2 separate regions of the Homo sapiens genome follow, and region 2 is linked to region 1. A link is an interaction called in ENCODE POLR2A ChIA-PET data of the cell type or tissue named here. Cell type or tissue: GM12878. All regions are shown on one strand. Links, peaks and the distances in the headings refer to the core of each region. The heading gives the core; the rest is flanking DNA.

Region 1 (8,044 bases), core at 2,395-6,394:
TTTTTTTTTTTCTTTTTACAAGAGTCTTGCTCTGTTGCCCAGGCTGGAGTACACTGGTGCAATCTCAGCTCACTGCAACCTCCGCTTCCCAGGTTCAAGCGATCCTCGTGCCTCAGCCTCCCAAGTAGAACCACCGCACCCGGCCAAAAAATTCTAGTTCTTAGTTTAGAAGATGACTCCAAGCCCAGCTCAGACAGCTTCCCCAAAAACCCTGTGGCTGGAACTACTTGGAAACAAGTTCTAAAACACATATTTTACCCCCTCCTTGCTTGTAAAAAGCTATTTGCAGCTATTAATTAACTAAACTAACCACAAAATGTAGTTTTGTTATTTGAACCGCCAAAAATCAGTCAGCTAGATAAAATCCGGTTCCTTTATAGCCCAGGAAAGACTAGAAATTGCAGGTATTTGTAGAAATTCAAGTAATGTGAAGGAATACAACCTAAACACACTCGCTCTGGCTGTCATAGCCTCTGCAGAGCTGTCTTCAGGACCTCGAAGAACCCCTTGGTTCTACGGCGACCAAGCCTGCAGCAGCACAGACCGCCCTGTGGAGCACCATTCCCACTCCTAACATTTATGGACAAGAATGAAAGGAGGCCAGGCACGGTGGCTCACACCTATAATCCCGGAAGTTTGGGAAGCCAAGGCGGGTGGATCACTTGAGGTCAGGCATTCAAGACCAGCGTGGCCAACATGGCAAAACCCCATCTCTACTAAAAATACAAAAAAATTAACTGGGCATGGTGGCGCAAGCCTGTAATCCCAGCTACTCAGGAGGCAGAGGCAGGACAATTGCTTGAACCCAGGAGGCAGAGGTTGCAGTGAACCAAGATCACGCCACTGCACTCTAGGCTAGGCAACAGAGCGAGACTCCATCTCAAAAAAAAAGAAAAAAAAAAAAAAGCCCGGGCGCAGTGGCTCACGCCTGTAATCCCAGCACTTTGGGAAGCCGAGGCGGGTGGATCACGTGGTCAGGAGATCGAGACCATCCTAGCTAACACGGTGAAACCCTGTCTCTACTAAAAATACAAAAAATTAGCCGGGCGTGGTGGCGGGCGACTGTAGTCCCAGCTACTAGGGAGGCTGAGGCAGGAGAATGGCATGAACCTGGGAGGTGGAGCTTGCAGTGAGCCGAGATTGCGCCAGCCTGGGCGACAGAGCAAGACTTCGTCTCAAAAAAAAAAAAAAAAAAAAACAGTGAAAGGCAACAGGATGACCATACGTTCTTGGAAGATTGGGAGACCTGGGCCAGATCCCCAAGAAATACTGTGGAAGTCATCCGGGTCCTTTTACATTCGAAGCCTTAAGCACTGACTGAGCTCGCTCCATAACCTGGCCTCGCAGTGCTGTTATTTTTTAGGATGGCTTCTCTTCTCTTCTCTCTTCTTTGCCAACCTAGAATATAGGAGGACTGAGGGCAGGAATTGCTTTTTCCACTATTTAGCCTCCACGACACCACTCAGTGCACATAGAGCATTGTCGATTAACACTGGAACGAAGGAAGAGACCAGGAGCTGGAGGATAACTGACTGGGTGACGCCCAACGGCCAGGCCCTCGGGGCCTGGACATTTCTATAGGGGGCTGCCCCGTGTCATATGTGAGGCTGAAAAAAATGGCTGAAAAAAAAGTCTTCCGATTCATCTGCAGTTCATTAGTGTGATGATTGGGTGTTCACGCACATGCGTGATATGTGCCACCCTCAAACTTTGTTACAATGGTCGGCACATTGTCTGATGTGAAAAAAAAAAAAAGTCTTTCTTTTGTTTTCAGACAGGGTCTTGCTCTGTACTGGAGTGCAGTGGCGTGATCTTGACTCAATGCAGCTTCAACTTCCCTGGCTCAAGTGATTCTCCCACCTCAGCCTCCCAAGTAGCTGAGGCTACAGGTGCATACCATGCCTGGCTAATTTTTTTTTTCTTTTTAGAGTCAAGGTTTTACTTTGTTGCCCAGGCTGGTCTTAAACTTCTGGGCTCAAGCAATCCCCCTGCTTCGGCTTCCCAAAGTGCTGGGATTACAGGAGTGAGCCACCCTTTAACACTCTAAAATCATAATATCTATCTACCTACCTACATCTATCTATCTATCTACCTACATCTACCTACCTACCTACATCTATCTACCTACCTACATCTAACTACATCTATCTCTCTACCTATCTACCTACCTACCTACATCTACCTACCTACCTACATCTACCTACCTACCTACATCTACCTACATCTATCTCCCTATCTACCTACGTACCTACATCTATCTACCTACCTACATCTACCTACCTACCTAACTACATCTACCTACATCTATCTCTCTACCTACCTACCTATCTACATCTACCTACCTACCTACATCTATCTACATACCTACCCTACATCTACCTACCTACCTACCTACATCTCTCTACCTACCTACCTACATCTACCTACCTACCTACATCTATCTACCTACCTACCTACCTACATCCATCTCTCTACCTACCTACCTACATCTACCTACCTACCTACATCTATCTATTTACCTAACTACTTCTATCTATCTATCTATCTATCTATCTATCTATCTATCTATCTATCATCTATCTACGTATCAACCTATGTTTTTACGTGTTTGTCTGCAGTTCTTGGTTCATAACTCCTGCCCTCCTTTGACCTGCCCCAAGGCAGGACTCTAATCTGACTACGGTTCATAAGACCCTCATTCTGGAGAGGGTCCTGTCCCACACCCTGGAGGAAGCAGTGCTGTGCAGACAGGCCAAGAAGAATCTGAACAGGCAGGCCCTGCTAGGTTTCCCCAGTCACTGTATTAAGTATTAGATCACACTCTTTTTGTCCAATCACACTTCGACACGGTTGTCCATGCTTTAGTCATACCCATCCAATGAAGTTTCCATAAAAGGCCCAAGAGGACTGGGTTTGGTGAGCTTCCAGAGAGCAGAGCACATGAAGGTTCTGTGCCCACGGAGGGCACAGGAGCTCTGCACCTCTTCCCCCATACCTTGCCCTACGCATCCCTTCATTTGTATCCTCAGTAGTAGCCTTTATAATAAACCAGTAAACGTGTTTCTGGAGTTCTGGGAGCTGCTCTGACAAATTAACTGAACCCAAAGAGGGGGTTCGTGGGAATCCCAACTTGAAGCTAGTCAGTCAGAAGTTCCAGAGGCCCAGACTTGTGACTGGTGTCTGAAGTGAAGGGTGCTCTTGGGGACTGAGCCCTCACCCTGTGGGATCTGACACTATCTCCAAGCAGATAGAGTAGGAATTGAATTGGAGGACACCCAACTGGTGTCCACTGCGGAATCAATTGCTTGCTTGCTGGTGGGGAGAACTCCCCGCATATTTGGGGTAAGAGAAGTCTTCTGTGTTGATTGTTATGTTGTTGAGTGAGGACACAGTTGTTTTTTTTTTTCCAGATATAGAACTGTGTTAGTCCTCTTGTGACTGGCTTATTTCATTCAACTTAATGTCTTCAAGGTTCATCCATGTTGAGGATCTGACATCCATGTTGTGTAGCACGTGTCAGAATTTCATTCCTCTCGAGGCTGAGTACTAACGCGCTGCACGCACAGATCTCACTTTGTTATCCGCACACCCACTGAGACACACAGGGATTGCGTCCACCTTTTGGCTGCTGTGAATAATGCTGCTATGAACATCGGTACACAAACACCTGTTCAAGTATAGCTATATTTTTTAATAATCACTTTTTCCATTGCACGAATTTTCTTTTTTTTGGACAGGGTCTCACTCTGTCACCCAGGCTGGAGTGCAGTGGCTCAATCATAGCTCACTGCAACCTCGAACTCCTGTGCTCAACTGATCCTCCTGTCTCAGCCTCCCAAGTGGCTGGGACTACAGGTGTGCACTACCACACCCAGCTAATTTTTAAATTTACTGTAGAGATGATGTCTCCCTACATTGCCCAGGCTGGTCTCGAACTCCTGGACTAAAGTGCTAGGACTACAGGCATGAGCCACCATGCCCGGCCCCCCTAATTTTCATTTAGATTATTCTTAAATTTTTGCTAACTGTATGATTTTAAACTGTTCGACAGAAGGCAATTATTTCAAGATTGAAATAAATCCCTGGTTTTTATTAAATTAGTTAATTAAGAGCAAAACAGCTCTGCTGCTTTCAATGATGAAGACTGCTTTGGTAAAAACAGAAATAGAAGACTCTAAGGGAATGCAAATATTAAACCACACAGCTTGCCCTGTTTTAAATCCACCGTGTATAATTGAAGAAGCTCTCTAGACAACATGGGCCCTCCAGGCTGCTGTAATGAAATTGAGCAGAAAAATTACAAGGAACTTCTCGGTTCAATGACATCACCCTGAAGGTTTCTGTTTCACAGCAGCCAGATGAAATCTCCTCTTTCTCAGAGTGTCTATCATTAGTTATGTTCTCTGACATTTATTTTCTACCTTTATAAAAAATTATGCAGCCAGGCATGGTGGCTCTCGCCCGTAATCCCAGCACTTTGGGAGGCCGAGGCAGGAGGATTGCTTGAGCCTAGGAGTTCCAGACCAGCCTGGGCAATGTGGCAAACCCCGTCACTACAAAAAATATAAAAATTAGCCAGGTGTGGTGGTGTGCATGTGTGGTCTCAGCTATTTGGGAAGATCATTTGAGCCTGGGGAGGTCGAGGCTATGGTGAGCTGTGATTGTGCCACTGCACTGCAGCCTGGGTGACAGTGAGATCCTGTCTTAAAAAAAAAAAAGTTTTAAAAAAAATTATGCAAATTTTGGCCGGGCACGGTGGCTCACGCCTGTAATCCCAGGACTTCGGGAGGCCAAGGCAAGTGGAGTTCAAGACCAGTCTGGCCAACATAGCAAAATCCCGTCTCTACTAAAAGAAAAAAAAAAATACAAAAATTAGCCGGGCTTGGTGGTGCGCACCTGTAATCCCAGCTACTCAGGAAGCTGAGACACAAGAATCACTTGAACCCCAGGGGCGGGGTTGCAGTGGGCTGAGATTGCACCACTGTACTCCAGCCTGGGCGACAAAGTGAGACTTCATCTCGAAAAAACTAAACAAAACAAAACAAAACCAAAAGTTAGCCAGGAGTGATAGCATGCACCTGTACTCCCAGCTACCCAGGAGGCTGAGGCACAAGAATCACTTGAGCCCAGGAGGTGGAGGTTGCAATGAGCTGAGATCGCACCACTGCACTCCAGCCTGGGTGACAGAGTGAAACTGTGTCTCAAAAAAAAAAAAAAAAAAAAGTTACACAAATTTTAATTTGCCCTTGACAAAGACTCTCTCCTTGAGCTGATTCTAGCTAGGCTCCTCTGAGCCCTCTGCTTGACAAATGATTCTGTCCACCCCCACAGCCCCAAACAACACTAGCATGGATCCCTAGGATGGGGACACCAGTCCTCTTCAAACACTTGTCCGAGAAAGCTCAAGGTTGCCAAATAATTTACTGTTTGTTCCTGCGAGACCCCTGACCTCCCTTTCTTAGAGCATTTTCTTTTAAGTTTACAATGATAAATACTTTCTCTGTCCCTTTGAGATGTGTATGTGTCTCCCACAACCTAGGAATGTGTTTCTCAAGGACCTGGGAGCCATCCCTTTGAAACAGAATCATCAAGAAAGACAGAGTCTCGATCTCCCAGCCTCTGTGGGAGGGTAGGAGCCTCATTTGGATAAGCCCCAGTTAGCAAACCCAGATGGCCTAATCACATCTATGGACTGAGCAGCCTCCCCACCTGCTCTTTTGTAATTTTCTACTTCTCCAACTCTCCTTAAACTTCCTGCTCCTTCCCCCTCCCTCCTCCCTCATCCTTTCCCAGTCATCTCCACACAAATCTAAACTGAACCCAACACTTTCCCTTACCGCAGTGGTTATTGAATCACATCTGTCTTTACCATCTTTCACTAGAGTCTGGTTTTGTTTATCTTTGGCATCTTTATGGCTGCGAGCTCCTTGAGGCAGGTGCCATTTCCTCTTTCTAAAGATTTTATTCCACTTGGTGCCCAGAAGGCGCTAACCCATGTACCAGGCAGTGTCCTCAGCAGCAGGGTACAAGGAATGAGAGCCCCTGACCTCAGGCAGTTCCCAACTTAAAAAAGAAGCACCAGATCTTCATAGGTCTCCCCCAAAGCACAGCAAACAGCACCTCCACTTCACTACCCCAAGCATTCCCACTAGCTCTTGTTACCTATCCTTCCCTCCCAAACACGATTTATAAGGAAGTAGAGTTATGACAAATGCCACCCACTAATCTGCAGAAGCCCAGAGGCTTCCCCAGGCTCCTCACCTCATCACCCCCTTTGACTTGGGGTGGCCTCTTCACCACCTCCTTCACCAGGTGCAGCAGCGTGTCAGTCTGCAGGGTGCTGAGTGCACACACCAAGTCGACAAGGGTTAGCTGGGATGCACTTGCCGTTGGGATAATCTGCCAAGAAAAAAAAAAGTTCCTTGAAAGCTTATAGAGAGAAAGTAAAAATAAGGATGACACATCCTTATTGTATTCTACAGTAGTCGTCCCTGGAGAAATCAATCTGTTTTCATCTCTTTTTTTTTTTTTTTGAAACACGGTCTCACTCTGTCACCCAGGCTGGAGTGCAGTGGTGCGATCTTGGCCACCACCACGCCCAGCTAAGTTTTGTATTTTTAGTAGAGATGAGGTTTCGCCATGTTGGCTAGGCTGGTCTCAAACTCCCGACCTCAGGTGATCTGCCCGCCTCGGTCTTCCAAAGTGCTGGGATTACAGGCATGAGCCGCCACCGCGCCCGGCCTGTTTTAATCTCTTAAACAAACATTTCCTATTGAACTAGGTAAAGGCTCCACCCAGGGGAACAACATAATTTGATACAAATTAGGAATAAAAGGTGCAGGCCATGATGGGGCTGTAATAGTGGTATGTTTGAATTTAGTAGAAAGCATTTTAGAAACAAATATACTAAATTTGAAGGAAACAAGAGATGGAATCAAAAATACGAAGACAGGAAGTAAAAACAGATAAACCAGGCTCCCATTTGCTAGCCTTGGAAGGAAAGCCCTGGTATGGGAGGCATATTTTTGATGACAGAAGTCTGCATACCCTGGTCATGGGCATTTGGAAGAAAAACAACTAGCACCAGGTTCCTCACCAGGGAAGGAGCCGACAGGCGCTCAGGAGGGTGGCCTTGGACACTGACCACTGACTCTTCCTCAGAGAACAGGCGCCCATGTCTGCCACAAAGGCTGAGCACTGGGGGAGTGTCAAGGAGGTGCAGCAGCAGATCCCGAGCAGGGGATGGAGCAGGGGTGGGAGGGAACAAAGGAAGAGGATTGAGGTTGAAAAAGGTAAGCCGACCCCTGCAGGACTTCATCATGGACCAGTCAAGTGGATAAAGAACGGGCAAAATACAAACTGATATTATCTTTGGGCTCACGCCTGTAATCCCAGCACCTTGGGAGGCCGAGGCAGGCGGATCACGAGGTCAGGAGTTTGAGACCAGCCTGGCCAACATGGTGAAACCGTCTTTACTAAAATTACAAAAATTAGCTGAGTGTGGTGGCATGCACCTGTAATCCCAGCTGCTCAGGAGGCTGAGGCAGGAGAATTGCTTAAACTCAGGAGGCAGAGGTTGCAGTGAGCTGAGATCGCTCTGTCTCAATAGAAAAAAAAAAAAAGAAATTATCTTTGGGCATAGAAATATGATTGGTGATTTCAATTTTCTTTATTATCATGGACAAATGTAATTTCCTTTTTTTTTTTTTTTTTTACATGAAGTGTCACTCTGTTGTCTAGGCTAGAGTGCAGTGGCACAATCGTAGCTCACTGCAGCTTCATATTCCTGGCTTCAAGTGATCCTTCCATCTCAGCCTCCCAAGTAACTAGGACTATAGGCGCATACCACCATGCCCAGCTAACAAGTGTGATTTCTACACATTAAAAAAGCAATAAGATGGTACTACAAATAAAAAAAGGCCCACAGTGCTAGGATAAGTGACCATTTCTTAAGCCAAATGGGTGGCATGTTCTTAGGTAAAGTTTTTTTTTTTTAGATAGGGACTTGCTTTGTCGCCCAGGCTGGAATGCAGTGGCACAATCA
Region 2 (6,961 bases), core at 843-4,842, 2.0 Mb before region 1:
CCCACAGGAAGGGGAATTTACTCTACCTGGGAGTTTGAAGGTAGCCTTCCAGAGGTGGGAACAATTGAGTGCAGCCCACAAGATTTCCATAGGTGGAGACAAAGTAGGGTTGTTGACATTCCAGGAAAAATGAAGAGCAAATAATTAAAGATTATTTAAGTAAAGATTAAAAGAGCCAAGTGATCTGATCTCTGGGACAGTTTAGCAATGTAACTCTAGCCTTAGCCTCATGGAGTTTAGACAGCAAGAAATCACAAGAAAAATGGCTTTGGTTATAGAATCGCCTGTCTCCCCTTGTCCTTTAGCTTTCCCTTGGGAGAAGTAAATGGAGCTGAAAGCAACCTCTAGCCTCCCACTGGAGGCTTCCCCATCTTCCCACCACCCACCATCCTCAACACAAAGCGTTCCTCCTCAGGAAGACATGGAAGCTATTTTATCCACATTCTTCTTAAATGAGATGGTTCAAAAATTATCCAAAAATGCAAAACTTACTTAATAAAAATGTTACCTCCAAGTCATTCCTTTGTAAGGTGACCAATAATCCTGATTTTCCACTGACTGCCCTGGTTTTTAACACTTAAAGTCCCACATCCTAAGAAATCCCCTACTCGCTGGCAAATTGCGATGATGGGTCACGCTATTCCTCTGTGTGTCCTCAGCTCTTTTGAAGTCAGCTGTTAAATGCAATAAAAAATAATTGGAAAATGAAAGCATTAATACAGGCCTGATATCCTAATTTGTTAGCACTGAGTGCACATTTGCCACGGCATCTGTAAAATCTAACTTTGTCAGGTGGGAATGTATATACTTAAAAGTTGGGTGCATGAAGTGCCCGCCTCTCTCTATAGGGGCTCCGTATGGAAGTGTCCTTTAAACTTCTACTGGAGTTAGTTGGTGATTCTAGGTCCCTATCAGCAGCATGGCTTCAGAATTGAGAAACTGTGAAACAACCACTGACATGAACCCAACGGTGATCCGGTTTCCTCTTGCCTTATTCAAATTGAACTTTATTCCTTTATTGTTGGTGCAACCTTACACCACATGTTAAATACACACCGTTTGTTCCTGGTTCACCTCAGACAGGCTTTTACCAAGTGAACTATTTTGTGGCAATTCCCGTCAAAGAAGGGATATGATAATGACTGTTTTCCACTGTTGACAGTGTGGGCTGGCAAATAGAAAAGCAATATCTGCTAAGTACAGTTACCTTCTCCAGCCCACTGCAACCAGAGTAATCCCGCCTTGCTTTGAAAGCCTCGCCGGATCATTCATCAATGTGTGGCATGCTGGCTTGTATTACCCCCCACCTCTTCTATTGTTGTCTTATTGTGGTTTAACTCTGAATCAACTGTACAGGGAGGCTCCTAGGCCAGACTGTGAGGTATGTGTGCCGTGGACCCTATCTCTACCAGATGGCCAGACACGTCTTACCTACAACAGACTGACTTTGAACCCAACACTCCAAGACCCACTTTACAATATTTGAAATAGAATATTACAGAAAATGCGATTATCACCCTGAATAATTTCAAAGATCAACTGGAGAAGACAAAAGTAGTGATTCATTCTACATTTCCTTCCATTTTCATATTTTAGCAATTGGTCAATTGGTGCTTGACTGATGATCAATCACACATTTCAGCTTTAAAAACAAATCACCAAGCCAATGGGATATCTGTCTTTCAAGTTGGCAATATCAATGGACAGGCCAGGTGTTTGATTCTACCTGCTGTATTCCGGCACGTCCTTCATCACCAAGTTCCATCAAACTGTCTGAAGCATGTGAACCTCCAGATCTCTTCTGTACTGATATTTCTTGCTATGACATTTCAATTCCTGAGCATAGATCAGGCCCCTTTCACCCTTTTCCAAGTTTAGTTCTTGGCCTCTGGAAGAGCTAGCTGGGTACACACTGCATGTTTTATGGCCCTTTATTTGCTCCAGCATGTAGTGATATTATTAGGCTATAACGTCCTCATTTGTAACATACTGAACCACCTCCCTATCAATCCATACAGTTTATCCCTCTAATATCCACAGAGAAGAATGTCATTCAAACCCTGATTCTGCACTAATACCCCTCCTTCTACCTGGCATCAATGCAAGAGGGCCTAGGAGAAGTCCCAGGTCTCATCTTGGGTATTTATTATTAGCAGAACTGGGTAAACAACTAGGTTTTTCACTTTGGGAGCTTTCCCATTGCAAAATTGTGCCCTTTTGCCAAATATTCTAGTTATTGTGGAAAAACTGAGCAATGCGAATTGGCTAAGTTACGTAAAGTGAAAGATCTCAGCCCAGTTGTCATAAAAATCTAAGGGACTTCACACTGAAGGACTAGCAGGAGTATAGAAAGAGGGTGTTGTGAACTCAAACTCTTGACTATTCCTTATCAGCCCTAGCAATGCACAGGGGCTAATTCAGCAAACATTTCCTAGAGAAGCCACAACAAATACATTAAGCTAAAAATGAATTCAAAGAGAAAGCTGTCCAAGATCATCTTATTCTATCATTGCACTTCAGCTTATCAAATGTGCACGTAGAGATGATGGAGACTCCAGCTGAAAAAGAGATGATAAAGAATGCCTAATAATAGGGTACTGGTTTTTCTTATTTTTCTTCTCCTTGACTGTCTGACCTGAAGAATAAAAGCTAGAGAATTATGACTGAGCCAAAGTCAGGCTTCTGAAATTAAAGTCAAACATACAGTCTTTAGTTTCCTTGGTGTTTGACCACACCTATACAGACTAGACATGCAGTGACTGTGTTTTCTTTACTTCTTCATTAAGAAAAATTCCTGGAGTTGTTTCACCTCCATGCATTTATTCCTGATCACATGCTGGAGAATATTTCCTATCTGTCATCCATTCTGTTCCACTGGCTTTGGTTTGCCATTGTGGTCACCCTAACTCAGAGTGATAGTTGAGTTATGACTGAAAACTCACCTCTGCTTACTTCCCTTCTGAAATCTGTGTGTACTTAGTAGGCAGCAGTAATTCTAAAGGTGCAGCCTTACCATTTATCAATCAGTAAATAACATATATCACCTAGTACGCACATCAGAAAAAGTACTTGGGTTATCAATTTAAACAATCATTGCAATCTCTTGGGCAAAAGTCATTATGTTTTGTTTTTCAAATTGCTCAGTGGTATGTCTTATCTTGCCAGTCAAATCTCATTTTACAGTGTGGACACCAACAGCAAAATTGAACCGAAGCTGTAATTCTTGCCTTGGGACACTAAATGGTTATATTCTTTCTTTCTGGCAAGGAGTAAAGTCCATTGGGGGTGCAAGGGAGAAATGTAGGTTTGGTCTTAGCTATAGATTCAAATTCTAGAGCTGCTACTTACTAACTCAATGATCTGAGGCAAGCGGATTGACTTATCTGAGATGGTTTTGCACTAGTGAACTGAGAAAAACAGTTTACCTCCCAGGGTCCTTATGCAGTTTGGAGAAGGGAAGGCATGGGAATTGTCCTGCACCACGTGTGTTCTGTCAGAAGACATCAGGGAATGCAGCTCCATGGTGAGGGGCAAAGGTGGCCAGCATCAAGGTCCTCTTCCTGCTGGTTGCACTCAGACAGGGAGCTCCCTCTGTTTTGCCTGAAAACTCACCTCTAGGAACAATCATGTGCAAAGCCATCTTATAATACAGGAGTTCTCATCTCCTCTCATGTTTGAATTGTGGGACACAGAAGCCGTGCACTCCAGTTCCTTCAAGATCTGCTGTTTTCACTAGAATGTATGCAGAGATCCTGAGCTGCCTTAAAATATCTTAAACAATTTGCATGCCCTCAAAGTGCTGCTGCACCTCCCAGGGAGAGCAATGTAGGTACTAGGCTTTTCTGAGTCTTATTCTAGTTCTTTTATTGTCCAACCACTTGAATAGTTAAATAGTTTAGATTACTTGAATAAATATAATTTAATTAGCTTGTTCCTAGGAAACCAAGCTTTATCATGCCAGTTTTCCTGAAGTGCCTTGCATTGTACTGATAAGCTATAAAGTTTGTGCCACTTAGTTAACTTTCTAACTTTCTTGGCTTTTATAGGATGTGTGTATTCCCAGCAATCAAGTGTGAGAATCTATCTCTTATCTTGGTTACAGAACTTAACGAAATATTTGTCGCTGCTCAGTTACCCCTTCTGTTCTTCATTTGTTGATGAAGTGCTTATACCACCTGACACTGAATCAAGTACCAGATATAATTTCTGTGCTGCTGTGTGAAGGCGCAAAGATATGTCTGCTATTTGCTGTTCCTTGTGATGTGGTGTGCTCTTACTAGCAATAAGTTTACAGTGAAAATGTTTACTTGAATTGTAGAAATGCACCTGGATGGAGTGAACATAGCCCAAGTTTGGAAGCAATAACACTTGTCAGTTCACTGAGTCCTAGAGATGGAATTTTAGTTTAGTTAACAGGAAGCCCACGCCAGCAAGGTGCTTTCTAGTGTTTGTTTGGTGTTGGATTTCTTCCTCAGATTGCAGTGAGTGGGGTGAGATTGGGAGGCACAGGTGATGGGAAGCTTCTTTCATAGTTGCACACTGGACCATGTGAATGTTTATGGGGAACATATGAGAACATGTAACCTAGGCACAAGCTGAAATAAAAATGACAATACTGATGCCAATCTTTCATCATAAGGCTAACCTTACATGTGGCCATGAAGAACATATGGGCATACAGAGTAACAGAGGATTCTATTAACTTCAGCATTTTATTCAATCAATCCATCCATCTACCTACATATCCATTCATCCATTTATCTACCTATGCATGCATGCATCTTTCCATCCATCCATCCATCCATCCATCCATCCATCCATCCATCCATCCACCTATGCATCTATCCAACCATCCATTTATCCATCTATCCATCCGTTTATCCATACATCCATTCATCCATACATCCATCCACCTATGCATCTATCCAACCATCCATTTATCCATCTATCCATCCGTTTATCCATACATCCATTCATCCATCCATCCATCCATCCATCCATCCACCTATGCATCTATCCATCCATCCATTTACCCATCGATCCATCCATCCACCTATGCATCTATCCATCTATCCATTTAGCCATACATCCATTTATCCATCCATCCATCCATCCATCCATCAATCCATTTATCCATCCATCCATCTACCTATGCATCCATCCATCCATCTGTCCATCCATCCATATACCTATACATCCATGCATCCATCCATCCATCCATCCATGCATCCATCCATCCATCCATCCATCCATGCATCCATCCATCCATCCATCCATCCATCCATCCATCCATCCATTCACCCATCCATCCATCCATCCACTTATGCATCCATCCATCTACCTATGCATCCATCCATCCATCCATCCTTCATTTTTTAGTTTTATTAAATGACTTTTCCTCTCTCTTAAAATTCAAGCTCAGTGTAACTTCTAACTTTGAAAGTTTCCTGTCAGAAGGGCTAAGTTCAAGTGTGGTTCTCAATATGCATTTATTCTATTATGAACAGTAAATCCCTGATGTTAAATTTGCAGAGTGAGATTGGTATTACCAGTCTGATAGATAAGCAGGTAAATAACAGCTCCCTTTAACCCACACACACACTCCTCATACCAGCCAGGTGCAAGTATTGTGGTAATAATGCAGACTAATGTAAAACATAATTTACCATCTAAAGATTATGTTGAAATTCTGCTTCCTTTGTAATATGTTCCTCTTTTTTAAAAATTAAAATCAAGCATTGGAGAGATTCAGACTTTGTCTGTGTTTTTAACACTAATCTTAACTAGCATTTTTAAAATGTTACCTCCAGGTCACTGTAACTCATCTCTTGAAGACCCCAAGCAGATAGTAGGGAATATAGAAATATTTGCATCCTTCACATTAGCTGCAACGAACTCAAAGCAAATCAAAAGCAGCCTCAGAATTCTTTTGGCCTGCATTCCACAGAAAGATTCTTCCAAAAGTTAATCTTCATCATATAGGCCAACAGTAACCAATACTCCTGGATCTGATTGAAATTGGCAACACGCAAAAAACTCTAGTGAGCTTAGAGCTTTAAGAAAAATCAAGACTTCTTCAGTGGGCATTATTCTTATTCCTAAGCCATTATCCAAAACAGCAAAGAAACCAGACCCTAGCCTAGATACATGATTCGTTTTAGCTCTGATGATAACAGCTGCTATTTGTTGAAGGTTTGCTGTGGATCAGGAATTAGATTTAAATGCCTTATGTCTACCGTGTCATTTAATTATTAATTTATTCTTATAGCATATTGACTATCATATCAACAAATCAGAGTATGTAAGACAGGTATTATTCTTCTTACTTTATAAATGATAAAACTAAGTCTTGAATTAAGTCACTTGCCCAAGGTCAAATAGTTGGTGAACTGAGAAGCAGAAATTCAAATCTTGATCTCACTTCACAGGCCTCACCTTGAATCACTGTACTGGACAGCCACCTCTGAATTCAGTCTTTGTGGGTGGTCTCAGGGTTAACTGGGCTGAACTAATGGTTCACACCACAAAAAAGGCAAAAATGGCCAAAAATGAACATGTGTCAGGCAAAGTTCTGTTTGATTTCCAGCTGTAAACACCTTTCATTCTCTTTCTCCTTCCTTCCTTTCTCTTTCTCTCTCTTTCTTTCTTTCCTTTCCTTCTTTCTTTCTTCCCTTTCCTTCTTTCTTTCTTCTTTCCTTTCTCTGTCTCTCTTTCCCTTCCCTTCCTTCCTCTCTCCTTCCTTCCCTCCTTTCTTTCTTTCTCTCTCTCTCTTTCTTTCTTTCTTTTCTTTCTTTGTTATTATAAATGGAATTACTTATAAGGATCTCGTATCCTGGTTTCAGATACAGTCTTATGAAGAGGTTCCCAGCTGAAGAGATTGGAAGGCAGATGGTAGCCCTCCTTTTTTCTTTCCAGTAGTATTTTTAGTGTCATGATGTAATGAAGTAAAGCAGTGGCCTCA

Evidence for each region. Peaks named below come from ENCODE experiments on the same cell type or tissue, not always from the same donor. Only the 100,000 strongest peaks of a DNase experiment are listed, where the experiment ranks them.
Region 2: POLR2A ChIA-PET joins it to region 1 with 5 read pairs; 1 of 35 experiments calls an interaction of 5 or more read pairs at or near these places.

The regions. Positions count from the first base shown.
Region 1 is chr21:36,252,127-36,260,170 of GRCh38, reverse strand. DOP1B (DOP1 leucine zipper like protein B) reads right to left here. Exons shown (of 37, transcript NM_001320714.2): 23 at 6,262-6,399. LOC124905072 (small nucleolar RNA U13) reads left to right here and starts at 1,640; the gene lies at 1,640-1,745. RefSeq lists enhancers at 4,201-4,250, 6,021-6,120. In GM12878, for the core only: no CTCF peak of the experiment used is centred there; DNase peaks (open chromatin) are centred at 4,290 and 5,024; H3K4me3 peaks cover 686 bases; H3K27ac peaks cover 1,744 bases.
Region 2 is chr21:38,245,394-38,252,354 of GRCh38, reverse strand. It overlaps LOC105372801 (a long non-coding RNA gene), which reads left to right. Exons shown (of 3, transcript XR_937708.3): 3 at 1-164. It also overlaps a transcript of KCNJ15 not described here. Among named protein-coding and RNA genes, the nearest start is that of KCNJ15, 8.1 kb to the left of the region's middle. In GM12878, for the core only: no CTCF peak of the experiment used is centred there; a DNase peak (open chromatin) is centred at 2,910.